Regions from separate parts of the Homo sapiens genome. Here region 2 is linked to region 1. Evidence: chromatin contacts called from ENCODE Hi-C or POLR2A ChIA-PET data. All regions are on one chromosome and are shown on one strand. Each heading gives the region's core, a stretch centred on a gene start or an enhancer-like site at or near the end of the contact. The rest is flanking DNA. Distances are from core to core; before and after follow the strand shown.

Evidence for each region. Hi-C counts contacts between places; a loop is a spot of excess contacts on that map. ChIA-PET counts read pairs that join two places held with the same protein, here RNA polymerase II (POLR2A).
Region 2: a loop to region 1 is called in a map of Right ventricle myocardium inferior, with 1.9 times the contacts of the local background. The contact joins two enhancer-like sites. A Hi-C loop is called at or near these places in 1 of 168 maps with a recorded cell type or tissue (Right ventricle myocardium inferior). POLR2A ChIA-PET finds 5 or more read pairs at or near these places in 1 of 52 experiments (naive thymus-derived CD4-positive, alpha-beta T cell).

Annotation. Positions count from the first base shown.
Region 1 is chr3:29,167,369-29,174,641 of GRCh38, forward strand. No RefSeq gene overlaps it. Among named protein-coding and RNA genes, the nearest start is that of RBMS3-AS3, 110 kb to the right of the region's middle. Within about 2 kb of position 4,208, at least 2 of the 41 ENCODE cell types and tissues checked have a DNase peak (open chromatin) inside an H3K27ac peak, as active enhancers do.
Region 2 is chr3:29,408,532-29,415,324 of GRCh38, forward strand. All of the region lies in intron 1 of RBMS3 (RNA binding motif single stranded interacting protein 3), which reads left to right. Among named protein-coding and RNA genes, the nearest start is that of RBMS3, 130 kb to the left of the region's middle. Within about 2 kb of position 2,305, at least 2 of the 41 ENCODE cell types and tissues checked have a DNase peak (open chromatin) inside an H3K27ac peak, as active enhancers do.

The sequences.
Region 1 (7,273 bases), core at 2,958-5,457:
CTCTATGAAGTTATGATGGCTACAACATTCTGTGGGACCACTGTATATATATGATCTGTGGTTAACTGAAACTATATTATGTGGCTCATGACTGTGTAACGCAATACAACTGTGAGATATATACAATGAATTTTGTATCTGTATTGTCAAAAATAAACTTCTTCAACCTATAGTTCTCTAACTTTATACCTATTCCTCTTTGTTTCTGTAAGATATTTCTTTTTTTTTTTTTTTTTTTGTTTTGAGATGGAGTCTCGCTCTGTGGCCCAGGCTGGAGTGCAGTGGCACGATTTCGGCTCACTGCAAGCTCCACCTCCCGGGTTCACGCCATTCTCCTGCCTCAGCCTCCCGAGCAGCTGGGACTACAGGTGCCCGCCACCACGCCTGGCTAATTTTTTGTATTTTTAGTAAAGACGGGGTTTCACCATGTTAGCCAGGATGGTCTCGATCTCCTGACCTCATGATCCACCCACCTTGGCTTCCCAAAGTGCTGGGATTACAGGCGTGAGCCACCGCGCTTGGCCTCTGTAAGATATTTCTAACTGGGATATTCTGTAGTTACATGGAGCAAACTACTGGTAGATATAGAAGGAAGAAAGCAATTTCCCTTTTCCCCATTACTCTCATCAGTATCACTATTCATACTGTTTTAAACACCTTCTATTTTCATGATCCTTTCCTGTAAATTTCAACTTCAATTACCTTCTGCAGTAGGCATAAAGAAATTTATGAATTGATTCAAAGCGTTTTCTTTCCCCAACTTCTCTTTCCATAACATTATGCTTGTTGGTGGAGAAAGTACAATGATAAATTTAAAAAGTTGACAGTTTAGAACGGAATTTGGCAAACTCCAGCAAGTCAAATCCATCCAGCCCACTGCCTGCTTTTGTAAATAAAGTTTTATTGGCACCCAGCCACTCCCCTTTTTTTTTTTTTCAGATTGTCTATGGCTGCTTTTATGCTACAATGGCAGAGTTGAATAGTTGCTACTGAGATTGTGTAGCTCATATAACCTAAAATATTTACCATCTGACCCTTTGTAGTAAAACAAATTGCCAAGCCCCAGTCTAAAAGATTCTGAATTGTCTGTGTATGTAAGAGATAGGGTAAGATACAAGTGCATGCATAAACACATTTTAATGCTTTTGAACTTAGATATATCTGCCACAAAAAAACCCACAAAAATATGTAAATTCCAAATTATGTGATGATAAAGACAAAGGAACAATAAAATCTGCTGAAGGACTACAAATTGGGTAATAGTTCACAGACTAGCTCACATGTCAGTAGAACATCTGAAATTAGTAAAATTTGGTAACAACAGGTGAGCACAGCAAGTTCTTTCAATAAATATTTAGTGAGTGTCTATTGACATATTCCAATAGATGGAGAATTTACTTAGAGTGAGTATCCCTCACCTTCTTGTGCCTTCTGCAAGATCTAGTGCAGTACTGCTCACATGGTAAGTTGACAATAAATGCCTGTTATTCAATTGCTGATGAAGTAGTTTGTAACAAAGGCATGATAACATTCCACAGCATAAATCATACAATGCTGAAGACACATAACTTCTGGCAAGATTCCTTAGAGAGGATGCAGGAGGGGGTTATTGCAACTAAAGTTTTGTGATGGATAGGATAGTTCTTGGGTGATGATTATCATTTGTTACTACGATTTAGTGGTTACTCTATCCTTAGTTCTCTGATACTCAAAACAGTTTTTTAGTCTGTAATGATTTTCATGACTGGTAGAGAGTATATTCTGTGCTTGAGAATGAAAACTCCCAATAATCTGTGCCCTTTGAAGTAGAGATTCAATAAGTGGTACTAATATTAGAATGAACTTGCCAAGGGCAAACTACTCATGGTACTTTGCCATACTTTGCAGCATGGAAACAGTAATTTTATAGAATTTTCCACTAATAAGCCACTCCTTATGTCTTTGGCCGATGGGAATTAATTTTTTGGATACGGGGCCTAATTGAATTAGCTCATCACCTTAAGCTTATACTAATAAATTTGGTGATAGCCTTAAGCTCCCTGCCTTCTCAACTCAGTCCATTTGCATGGTCTTAGTCACTGATGACTTCTAAATCTCCAGGACAGAGCTTTCTACTGAACTCAAGATCCACAGAAATATCAAATATATCACTATTTTTCTGTTTATTAAAATGTCTGCCTTTCTTGCTAATTATTAATATCTATAAAAGCAGAGTCTGTGTCTTTCTTTCTCATGGTTGTACTCCCAGCTTCTACACAGTATCTGGCCCGCTGCCAGCCCCATTAAATGTTTAATGAATGAATAGGTTTTTTTGTGGACCATCGTGTACCAGACATGGTATTAGGTGCAGAGATAAGATTATTAACTCCTGCCCTAGCATCACTTATGGTCTAGCATTGACATTTCTCTTAAAACAGATAAACTAGCTTACCTCTTGATGTTAAACTATTAAAAGACTTGTAAGAATCGTTTTCAATGTATCGTCATTTTTATAGGCTAATTTCATTTTGGGGAATCAGCCCATTTCAGTCGCAGTTACTCTGGGGCTGTGGGACTGTCCTCCAGGGATGTTCTGTATGACTTTATCTTCCACACACTCACGCAGGAGCACTAGTGTGCTTGGGTTCATTGAATGTGCACTGAGCCAGAAATGAGCTGTAGAGTAACTTTTAGGAGGGAAAAGGAAAATGAGTATTAGAATCAATTACTCAAATGTAAAGAAATTAGCCTATGCTACTTTTTTTTTCATTTAGAAAGAGAGGAAGGAAGGAACAAAGAAAGAAATGGAGGATGGAAGAGAGTGATGGAAGGAAGGAGGGAGGGAGGAAAATTGAGAGAGAGGAAGGGGGGGAAGGGAAGGAAGTAGAAAAGGAGAGGAGACAAGGCTTTCACAAATTTCTGTCCGTAAACAAGGTTATATGTTTATATTGTTTTAAGAATAAAAAATAATAGTAGCTTTTAAATTCAATAATAGTTATTAACATCATGTAATGAGTACAAGAAACTCTATTATATGCTTTATTAACTTATTTAATCCCAATGACAATCTTAGAAGGTGGGTTCTATTATTAGTCCAATTCTACAGATAAAGAAAGGGAGGCACAGGAAGGGTACAGGAGTTTATCAAAATTAGAGAGCTGGGGGTAAGCAGCATTATGCTGATCACAGCAGTCAGCCCCCAGAACCTGCGCTCTGAACAACTTTTCTCTACTGTTCTCTTTTTCAACATGCTTTTATGGAATATTATCTATGTACCAGATACTTTCACATACCTCATTTTATTTTAACTTCCACAGTAACCCAATGAGCCAGGGATTTTCAGATGAGGGGAGGGTGCAGAGTTTTGGAGTGACTTACTCAGGATCATTAAGTAGAAATGGGCATGGTTAAAATTCGTGTCTAGGCTTTAAGTCTAACACCTACCTATCCTTTCCCAGCTAAAGCAACTGGCAGAATTTGAAATTGCCTCTCCATTCACATTCATGCCAGAAACCCTTGTTCTAATCTCTGAAGAACTCTGAGTCGTTGTAATAATTAGTATTTAATAGTAGACAGAGCTTCTTCTTATTGTGTCCTAATAGAGGTTTCCTAGTCACTGAGTGGCAATTCCCAATTTTTAGGAGACAGTATATGAGGAGTCAAAGCAGATCAGGAGATTCCCTGGTCCTAGCAGATGTAAGTAGGAGGGGTCACCTGGTATAACCTTGCTGGTCTAGGGACAGTCTTCAGTGGGAGCTCTGGAAGCACAGCATGGCTGGCAAGAGCCCTAAAACATGTCTTCTAGAGCACAAAAAATGTTCTATCACATTCCACCCTTTGAAGTTTTGAAGCTTGACAATAACAATAAAATTAAGTGCCAGAAAGCACCATGTTTTATGATTATTTGATAAAAAGGGCCTCTGATAAGCAAAGCTCACTCAGATACTTTATGTTTACAAGTCATAAAACAAGTGATGTTGGAAAAATAAAGACAATCCCCATGTCAAGGGAGTAACAATAACAATAACAAAAAAGCCTGACTTTCCTCAGAGAAGCAAATCTACGGAGACCAAGCTAGAGACTCATCTTTGAGGAATGTTACAAAAGATAATGTCAAAGAAGAGAAGATATATTTTCTCTTCCTCCGGGGTGACAGGGTATGAGAAGAACTTAAAAGTTTCTACCCATTTCCTTGTGCAGCCTCCTTCCTTTTGAATGCCATGATTTAGATCCCTTTATAAGGATTTATTTGAAAGAAGCTTCTTATACCATAAGGGCAGTTTGTCTCTCTCTTTTTTAGGCCTTTGTAAATGAACAAAGTAACCACTTGTCCCACACAGGGTGCAAAGAGAGGTTTGGTATGGGTTTTACTGTCCATTCAGGCTCTGTATTCAGCAAGTTGTAAGTGAAATCTTTAGAAACCACATAGTGGGAATCCTTTGCTTGGGGCACGGGGTGGGGAGGTAACTTTGAAAAACCTATTGAAACTCTGAGAGCTGTTGGGTAGAAACTGTTCTTTTTAGACTTCCTCACAGGCAGTACGGGAAATAAACACACACAGGAAGTCGTTTAGCCTCTCCGTGAACTTTATGTTGACATTTGCTTACCAAAAAGTCCATTGTGGGTACTTAAAAAAAAATGCATGCACATGTGTGTGTATCAGTACACACACACACACAACACACAACACACACATATACACACACGTATGTAAACATTTTTTAATTCTCCCAAATCATGATGTTCATAATGAATACTGCTAAAATAAAACCAACAATGGGGAAAAAAAAACACAAAAAATATAGGTGTAGAAACCTATAACACTATGTTTTTGGAGTAGAAGCTACATATACATGATATATTTCTAAACAAATATTTAAGAATCTGCTGCATGGCCTTTCTCACATATTCTTTGCAGTGTTTTATAATAACTTCTTGACTTACAATGTCATTATTTATGTATAATGTTTGGTTCAGGCTTTTTATCTTTACTTATGTGATTATGGCTTTAGAACTGAAACGACGTTAAAATCTTCAATGGAGGGTCACTGAATCCTTAATGTGAAGTGGAAATGCTGATTTGAAAGCCAAAGATGAAGGACAATAAATGCATTTTACAGTGGAAAATGAAAAGACATAAACAAAAGGGAAGATTACCAGTGTCTAAAAAGTAACCACTGGCGGGGCGCGGTGCACTTTGGGAGGCCGAGGTGGGCGGATCACCAGGTCAGGAGATCGAGACCATCCTGGTTAACACGGTGAAACCCTGTCTCTACTAAAAGTACAAAAAATTAGCCGGGCGTGGTGGCAGGCACCTGTAGTCCCAGCTACTTGGGAGGCTGAGGCAGGAGAATGGCATGAACCTGGGAGGCAGAGCTTGCATTGAGTCGAGATAGCGCCGCTGGACTCCAGCCTGGGCAGCAGAGCAAGACTCCATCTCAAAAAAAAAAAAAAAAAAAGTAACCATTTGGTTGTTAGGAATATAAATTATTCAAGCTAGCGAAGACAAAGCGGGAGTCACTGGAATGATACACAGGATTCCTATGAAACATGTGACACATCTTATCAGAACCAGAAAGTCCTTGGTTTCTCTCTCTGAGCCACATGGTCCTTCAGCTCTGCTTCTTTCTGTGCATCTGCTCCTTCCATTTTGCCTAGTCAGTGGTCATTTAATTGCAATTTCTACTCAAGATCTTCTAGGCAGAAAAGAATAACTTAATATTTGGATAAAGGAATGCCTTATGGAGCTCAGAATCAGTAGTGGATCCAGGTATTGCAAGAAACTGGAGCCAAAAACTAAGAAGCCATCCAGAACTGAAACATTTCTTTCACTACCTTTGAATAAAATCTTCTCTTATCTCTATTATGGTCTATACTTTTTCTTTCTCCCTCTCCCCGTCTCAGACCCCTGCCTCTCTCACTCCTGCTCTCTGTTATCCCTTCCCAGACAGACTTTTTTTGTCTGTGGCTTCATTCACACAACTAAATCCCAGTTTTTCCTTGACATCACTTCTTAATTCGAATTCCCTATAGAGATTTATAATTCATCACATGATATTTCTGTATTTCCAGAAAAGACATCTGATTGGTTCAGTCTTGTTCAGGCCACTACCTGGTTCACTCAGACTCAAGTTGGGGAAGTCACCTGGAATAACCATGTTTGTATTAAAATGTGCTTCAGCGGGAGCTGTAAGAGGACTAGCTGGACTGCAAAGGCTGCAGAAACATGTCTGCTACAATAATTATTATAGGATACTCTGGTCTACTAGTATATGTAGTATACTCCAAATATTTTAATAGTACTTACCAGAAAGGGCATAAATTCTCCTTAAGACTAAAGCAATATTTTTAATTAGAATATACATAAAGTGGTTTCAGTGTAAATTTATTGGCTAGTTCTAGAATTATCTTGCAATTTCTTCTTGCTGAGGACCTTCACCAATAGTGACTTAGTGACTTTTTTTTTTTTTTTCTTGAGATGATGTTTCACTCTTGTCACCCAGGCTGGAGTGCAGTGGCCCGATCTCAGCTCACTGCAACCTCTAACTCCCAGGTTCAAGCGGTTCTCATGCCTCAGCCTCCTGAGTACCTGGGATTACAGGCATGTGTCCCCAAGCCTGGCTAATTTTTTGTATTTTTACTAGAGACAGGGTTTCACCATGTTGGCCAGGCTGGTCTCAAACTCCTGACCTCAGGTGATCTGCCCTCCTCGGCCTCCCAAAGTATTGGAATTACAGGTGTGAGCCACCATACCCGGCCCTGAGTAACTTTTAAAGGAGACAAATATGGCATCATCACTGATAGCTGAACCTGAGGTAACTTTAGTACATTATCACATGATATTCATATTAGCAACAGGAAAAGATGGTATTATTCTATAACAGCAAGCAGTTCCCATTCCTGCATCTTATAACAATCTTCTGCTCTTTTGGATCATTGACTTTCTCTACATATTTATATTACCATATACCTATAATGGTTTCTCTTTTAATCTCCCTTTCACAGTGGGATATGTGGTGCAGAAATACAGAAATGTTAAGGACATTTCTGAGCTTTATTCTTTCGACACAACAGATTGTTAATAAGATAATTAACCATAATTCTGTTTCCTTTGAACCTTTAATCCTTAGCTCTGTATCCTTACTAGTTGGTGTGTCCTTAAGCAAGTTGCCCGAACTCTGTACATTCCAATTTCTTCATCAGTAAAATGTGAATAATAACACCTACAACATTAGATTGTTCTGATGATTCAGAGAGACAATGCATGAAAGATCTGTAGAAGCAGGTGTTCAAT
Region 2 (6,793 bases), core at 1,055-3,554, 240 kb after region 1:
AGAATAGACATTTGATAATGGTCTTTAAATTACCCTGTACTTTTAGGGGGGTTATATGTCATAGGCACAGACTTCTGACTCTCTAATGTCATTATGATACACTTTTTTTATATATATATTTTCTTTCTAAATCATAAAATGAGTTTACAGCAGCAGACCCCAGCTTTTCTGAGAAGTACCTACACTGTTATATTGTGTAATCGCTGTACCAACTAATATTTTTCGTCAGAATATGTACAATACAGAGTTGAAGAATCTGTATCAAAATGATCAGCTGTGATGAGCCTGAGCTAGAGGGCTTTTTCACAAAGCATGTTTTGTTCTCTGGTGAACTTATATTAGACCATGGCTGCCAACTTAAAATTCCTTTCTTTTAAGGATGCAATGTTGCATAATTAGTCTGCTATTGCAGTCAGGATGCTTGCACACTTTATTTTACTCCTGGTATAGAATGCAATAGACTATCAGAGTTGAAAGGAACCTCTGAGACCATCTAATTCAACTTGCTCGTAATATAGATGAGAAAACAGCCTCTGTCAGTTTTAATGTCGCACAGCAAGTTAGCTGTCCATTAGAATCTCAGAAATAAGTTTCATTTTAGAAAATCTCAGTTATTTTCTGTATAACAAATAGAAATAGATAAAAAAAAGTAGCTAAAAACAATAACTATTTTTTCTAATGATTCTTTTCATTGACAGAGCAGGCCTCTGCTCCACGTGGTACCAATTGGGGTTACTCCAGTCACTGAAGAGTTTGGCTGGGACACCTCAGTTGCGGCACCTCAGTACTTCTCTACCTGGACTCTTTTTTCATATATTATCTCATTCTCCAGAGTCTCTCCATGTGGCCTCCCTCTCTAGAAGGATATTCTGGGCCTGAAATGACATATGTTTCAGCCCTAACACAACACAGTCTTCATTGCAGTAAGTACAAATTATTGTCCCCAAAGCTTGTCTGAGTAAATCGACATCAGGAAATTATGTTGTTGGGATTATTTCCTTACAGCATAGTGGATGGGTTCCAAAAGGCTGAGTAGTTGGGTTCTAAACTACTTAGTTATTCTCTTGGGAGCATCCCAGGATAATAAGCTCCAATGTGTGGGAGTGCTTATCTAACCACTGCTTTATCATACTCGTGACTATCTTTTGGTTGCAGCAAATCTATGGCTAAACTCAGAGCTAATGTGAGAGTATACTGGACTGGGGTATGAATTATGGAAGATGTGGTTCACTTGAAGCATCAATGTGCCTGCCTATCAAAATGGCAGATAATTTATGTGGTCAAGGTCAAGGAGCAAGTTGCAGTATGTAACACATAATGTAATGCTACTTAAATTAATTGATTTTTTTTTCATTACTTCAGTATACTGTGCACTGTTATGGGTCTGTTATTGGATTGCAGAAAAGTTGAAACTTTCTAGAATTTGATGAGCCCTGGGAATGTTCACATTGGTTTTGGCAGCCACCGTTTCTTTCTTTCAGGTAATGAGATTGTACTAGAGTCAGGCAGCTCTCAACATTTCAACATTCAAATGTTTGACCATAAGACCAGAAAAGATCCAACATATTTAATAAAAAGTGAAGGCATGGAAATACTATTTTGGATATGTTTCACTAATAAAAAGAGCAAGACTTCAGTATTAGCCTTCTATTGGAATGTAAATTATTCTGACTTGAACCCACACTGAACTGCCTGCAGCCTGTAACTTAGAAGGAAAAAACAAAGTGCCACCACTGAACTGCTGGCCTTCTAACAAATATCACCTATTAGCATTCACAATGAAGGCAAGCATGAATCAGCATGAAAGTATACCCTATATAAGGTTTCTTTTAGCTTCTCTCAAGTCTTGACACACACCTGTGTCACTGACAGCTAGTATGCAAATTGCCTAAAAGCTCCATTAGGCTAGTCTAGGCAAGGAAGCCCATCTGTTCGTTCCGTGACACTTTCCCTCCTAGATCCTCATGTGGGAATATGTCCTTGAGACATGCAGATGGATGAATTTGCGCCAGTGTCTGGTACCACCAACCTTAGGGGAAGTTGTCACTTCTACTTGCTTTATTGCCTCTAATATTTGATGTCCTCTTCCTTCAGATGCCAAAGAATAAAATTTTAAATCTAAAACTTCAAAGGGTGGTGAAGGTTTTTAAATTCTGAATAGAAAGTACATATTACTTTTTAAGCACAAGAAAATGGAACATGATGAGCCCTCTGTTTAAAAATTATGGTATTCACTGGGTGTTTTTCAAAGCTGTGTGTGTGGTCTGGTGTTGACAGGAGAGAACATACAATTTCAAATTAGCTAGTGCTTGTCAGCTGTTGCTGATAGCTGTTGGAAGGTTTTGGGAAAGACAGGGGCACGGTGATATTTTGGCAAGCTTGCCTATTAAGGACATTTGCTGGAAATGACTTCATGATTCCTATCCCTTTCTTCTTAAAAAAAAAAAAAAAGCAACACAACTACATGTAAGCAATTGGAAAAGGAAATTCAACCACTTTTTTCTGGTGGTTTTTTGAGTAGACTCAAGTCTCTTGCCCATCTCAGATTGAAATCCCCAGAGAAAAGTTAGAAGTGGCAACAACATAATCAGAAAAGCAGCTATCCTTTGATATCTGATATCCATTCATCATAAACAGGCTTCTTTCATTTTGTTAATCTGGCCTAGCAGAAAGATCTACTCATATTTCATTCTCAACGAAGGTAAGGTGGCATAAAAGTAATGGTAATCTCACCTCCTGGGTAAAGAAAACATTACAAATCAGAAAATCGTTTTTAGAAGCATACAATAACTTGTAATCTGGAACCAGAAAGATAGATATTTCCTCTTTTGACAAATCCTCATTCTATAGCAAACAATGTATAAAGACATCTGACATGTTTAAGACAGGACAGAAATGATGCTTTTGATCATTTTGGCACTAAAATGATTCATGATTTTATCAGATTAGCGCCTGTTTTCCATTTTTCAGGAAATGGTCCAAAAGACATACTGTTTTTATTGACAGGACTTCCAAACTAGTTATTATTTGCTAATAATGTTGTGTTAAAAATCTGAGCAGAGTGTCTTGCCAGAGAGAGAGAGAGTGAAACTTTTATGCCCAACGGTGTTTGGATGAGCAAGATAATTACACCCTTGTCCATAGCAGATGCTCTGTTCTTCGCTTTGGCAGTTTCCCTGTTCAGTGTGCAAATAATTTTCTCTACTAAAGTTGGTAGCTATTTGCTACAAATATATTGCTTTTCCAGCAAAGAATGGATCTTTTCCATCACCACTCACAAATAGCAACTGAATTGACTGGAGTTTTTATTGTTTCAAACACATACACAAAACTGATGTGAAGCAGAAAGAAACTCATATGAATGCCCCATGTCTGTCAAAGGATGTGAATAAAATAAGTTATTTACCAAAATAGTTGAAAAACTACATTGTAACAATGATTTGAACTTATTTAAATTAAGACTTTTGAAGAAGTCAATGTTGATAGTCAAATATTTTTAAAATTCAAATGTGCATTTAGTTAGTTTATAATAGAAAAGACACTTATTTACATATATTGCAAACATCTTATGAGCTCTCTTAGCCCCTCTATTTCTGTAACAGGCAAAATTCACTTTGTACATATATAGTGAGACCAAAAATAAGGAGCTCATATTCCTCACAGTTTTGACAGTCATGTATGACTATGCTTGAAATGGGTGGGTGTATTCTCCCTGGCCAGTGATGAACGAATACATTTCCATAAGCCACTATGCTTGCTTTTTGGGTAGCCCAGATGCTGTGGTTTTGTCTGTAAGCAGTATGCTTGCAGGTGTTTTGGCAGAGAACTGCAGAAGGAGAAGGGTGGAGAAAATACATTTATTATAGTTCCCTTTTTTGTTCTTACCACAGCCCCAGAAGCATAAAGGCAAGTAGAACCACTCCTCAAGTTGCCATGTTTTCATAGATACATAAGGCAACATATACTTATCTAATAAAACTAATAATATAATTGGGGGTTAGGTTGATGAATTACCCCTGAGTCTCCCAAGAAGAATCATTGTTGACTAGACTTTTATGGTAAAATTCACCTTCCAGCCAAAGATTAATTAAGTGCCAACTGAAAGATTTTGTTCCAAGTATGTATATGTAAGTGCTGAGAATCAGAAGTGTGGCTGGCTGCGTGGCCTGTCCTCAACTCTTCAGCATTCCAGGGGTAGAAATATCTACTGAAGGACAAAATGTTTATCACCAGCAGGGACATGAGAAAAAAATGTCTCCTAGAACCTTAAGCAGGGAGGAGATAAATCTGTCTATGATAAAGGTTTCTCAGAGGAGGTGAAATTTGAATCCTGCCTTCAGGATGAATAGGCTTGGCTACTGGGGAACCAGGAGGAAGGCATTTTATATAGAACAGCAGCAGGAATCAGGAGGCAGTAGACTGCTCATTTTCAAATGGCTTTTTCAGAGCATGCTCAAATACTACTATTAGGTTAGACGGCACTGAAAAGAGAAGATGGCCCTGTTTGGACATTAATATTATTTCTCTTCTCACATAAGAAAAAGAGAGGCAGCAGAAAGCCAGGCGCGGTGGCTCACACCTGTAATCCCAGCACTTTGGGAGCCCAAGGCAGGCAGATCACTAGGTCAGGAATTCGAGACCAGCCTGGCCAACATGGTGAAACCCTGTCTCTATTAAAAATACAAAAAATTAGCTGGATGTGGTGGTGTGCACCTGTAATCCCAGTTACTCAGGAGGCTGAGGCAGGAGAATCGCTTGAAACCAGATGCAGAGGTTGCAGTGAGCTGAGATCGTGCCACTGCACTCCGGCCTGGGCAAAGAGAGTGAAACTCCATCTCATTCATACATACATACATACATACATACATACATACATACATACATACATACATACACAGAGTTGCAGCAGAAAAGCTAGGAGAAATGCAGTATAATTTTGTTAGGAATACCAGATAATGATGTGTATGTATATACTAATAAGAATTTAATAACTCAAATATTTGGAAACATAATTCTAGTTTTATTTAATAGTTACACTGGTGTTACAAGAGAATATCAAACATGGTAGGATAAACAATGGTACAGTAGGATTCTAGGTACATCCAGGGTTAAGTAAGATTAGAAATAACTTTCATTCACATAAGACATAGGAGGTCATTTTTCCCTTGGATCCTCAGTGCTGGATTTCCATTTCCGTTTCTAGGTGAAGAGAACTGAATTGTGTAAGGGCCATTCACAGAACTTAATCACTGCTTAAAATGTTGTATCAAAGTTATAAATAACTGAGTAGATCCTGTATGAAATTGGGAACTTCCTTTTCCATAAGATAATAAATGCCTGCATCAGGGACATGGTCCTTATTCTCTTTTTGTTCCTTTTACTTAAACTTCTCCCTTACTGGCTGCTATTCTATCCTCCCTTCTCTAATTACACATAGACACATCTATGCTTCCACCCTCTTTCTCCTTTCAGAATGTGCTTAAACACACTTAGTAAAAACAGTCCATTTTGGGATATCATTTTCTCCTTGCGCGGGAGTCTTTTAAGGTTTTAGGATGAAGCATTATTGACAGGTAACTTGTGTCCTTTCTAATCACTGTTGAATCATCCCTGCAGTTTCTGTGTTTATTCTTATGCCTGATCACATTCGATAACAAAGCTTGTGCAAAATCAAAAACAAAAAGGTCTTGAACTGCAATCAAATAAAGGGGAGCTACCTGGTTAACAAATTTTACAAAACATTTATTGGAAAATATATCTATCCCATGAGATAGGACACAGTCAAAGGACCACCCACTTTCTCCATTAACATGTGGATAGCTGTCTGCTTCTTACTGCACTTTCATTCTCTAAAAATAACCACCAAGGTCTTTTAGTGAAAATAAGTAAGTTGGAACCAAAAACAAAGGCACAACATTCTTCTCCAAATAAGTTGCTCAGAAATGCTTTTTCGTGAAACATAGTTTCTAGCATCTTCCATTTTCTTGCTATTTATCCATGCTTGGAATTACTTCATTCATTAGTTCTGACAACGGATTGTATTTGTATCATTGCTTGACAAATGTGTTACATGTTTCAGTCTTAAAATATTCCACTCTGAGCTCAGTGCTGCATACTTGGGAGATAATGTTAAATCAGCCTCGCGACACACTGCTGTCATCATGCCAAATAACTCAGGGAAAAATGATAAGGGTATAAAGAGATCAATAAGGCAAGAAAATCTGTGCTTTCAAAAGTAAGGCAAAATATGAGAAAGACTATCAGTCAAGCATCGGGGCATAAATAAAGCAAGAATATGCCACGTTTAGGGCACCGTGATGCTACAGTGAGCAATTATCCCATGAGTAGTAAATTTCTCTTACGTTTGCCTAACACCTTTATTGTAGGTCATTCTAAAATGTAGCCATGAGATTCACCGGCACATTGATCAGCCTAGCATTGCTCTTTTTTCTCCCATAATAGAATAAAATGAGGATATGGCTGATAAATGCTGAGAAGGACAATTCCCAGACCATTTAGATGTGAGTGGCCACACTGGAGTGTTCTCCCTGTGTAAGAAAGATTTATATAACGCACATTTTTTAAAATATGAATTATGCAAATACATTTCTGCCCATTGAGATGATATTACTCAACAGGGCCCTCGTAAGTGCCCAGTTCTGTTGGATGTTTAGACAGAAAACAAGCAAACTGTAGATACCGGCAATTTGGAAATTAAATCTTTTATTGAGTAATAGGTACTCAGGCGTGCATCAGGAAGCAATCGTTTTTCTTTTTCAGCAAAGAGCATTAA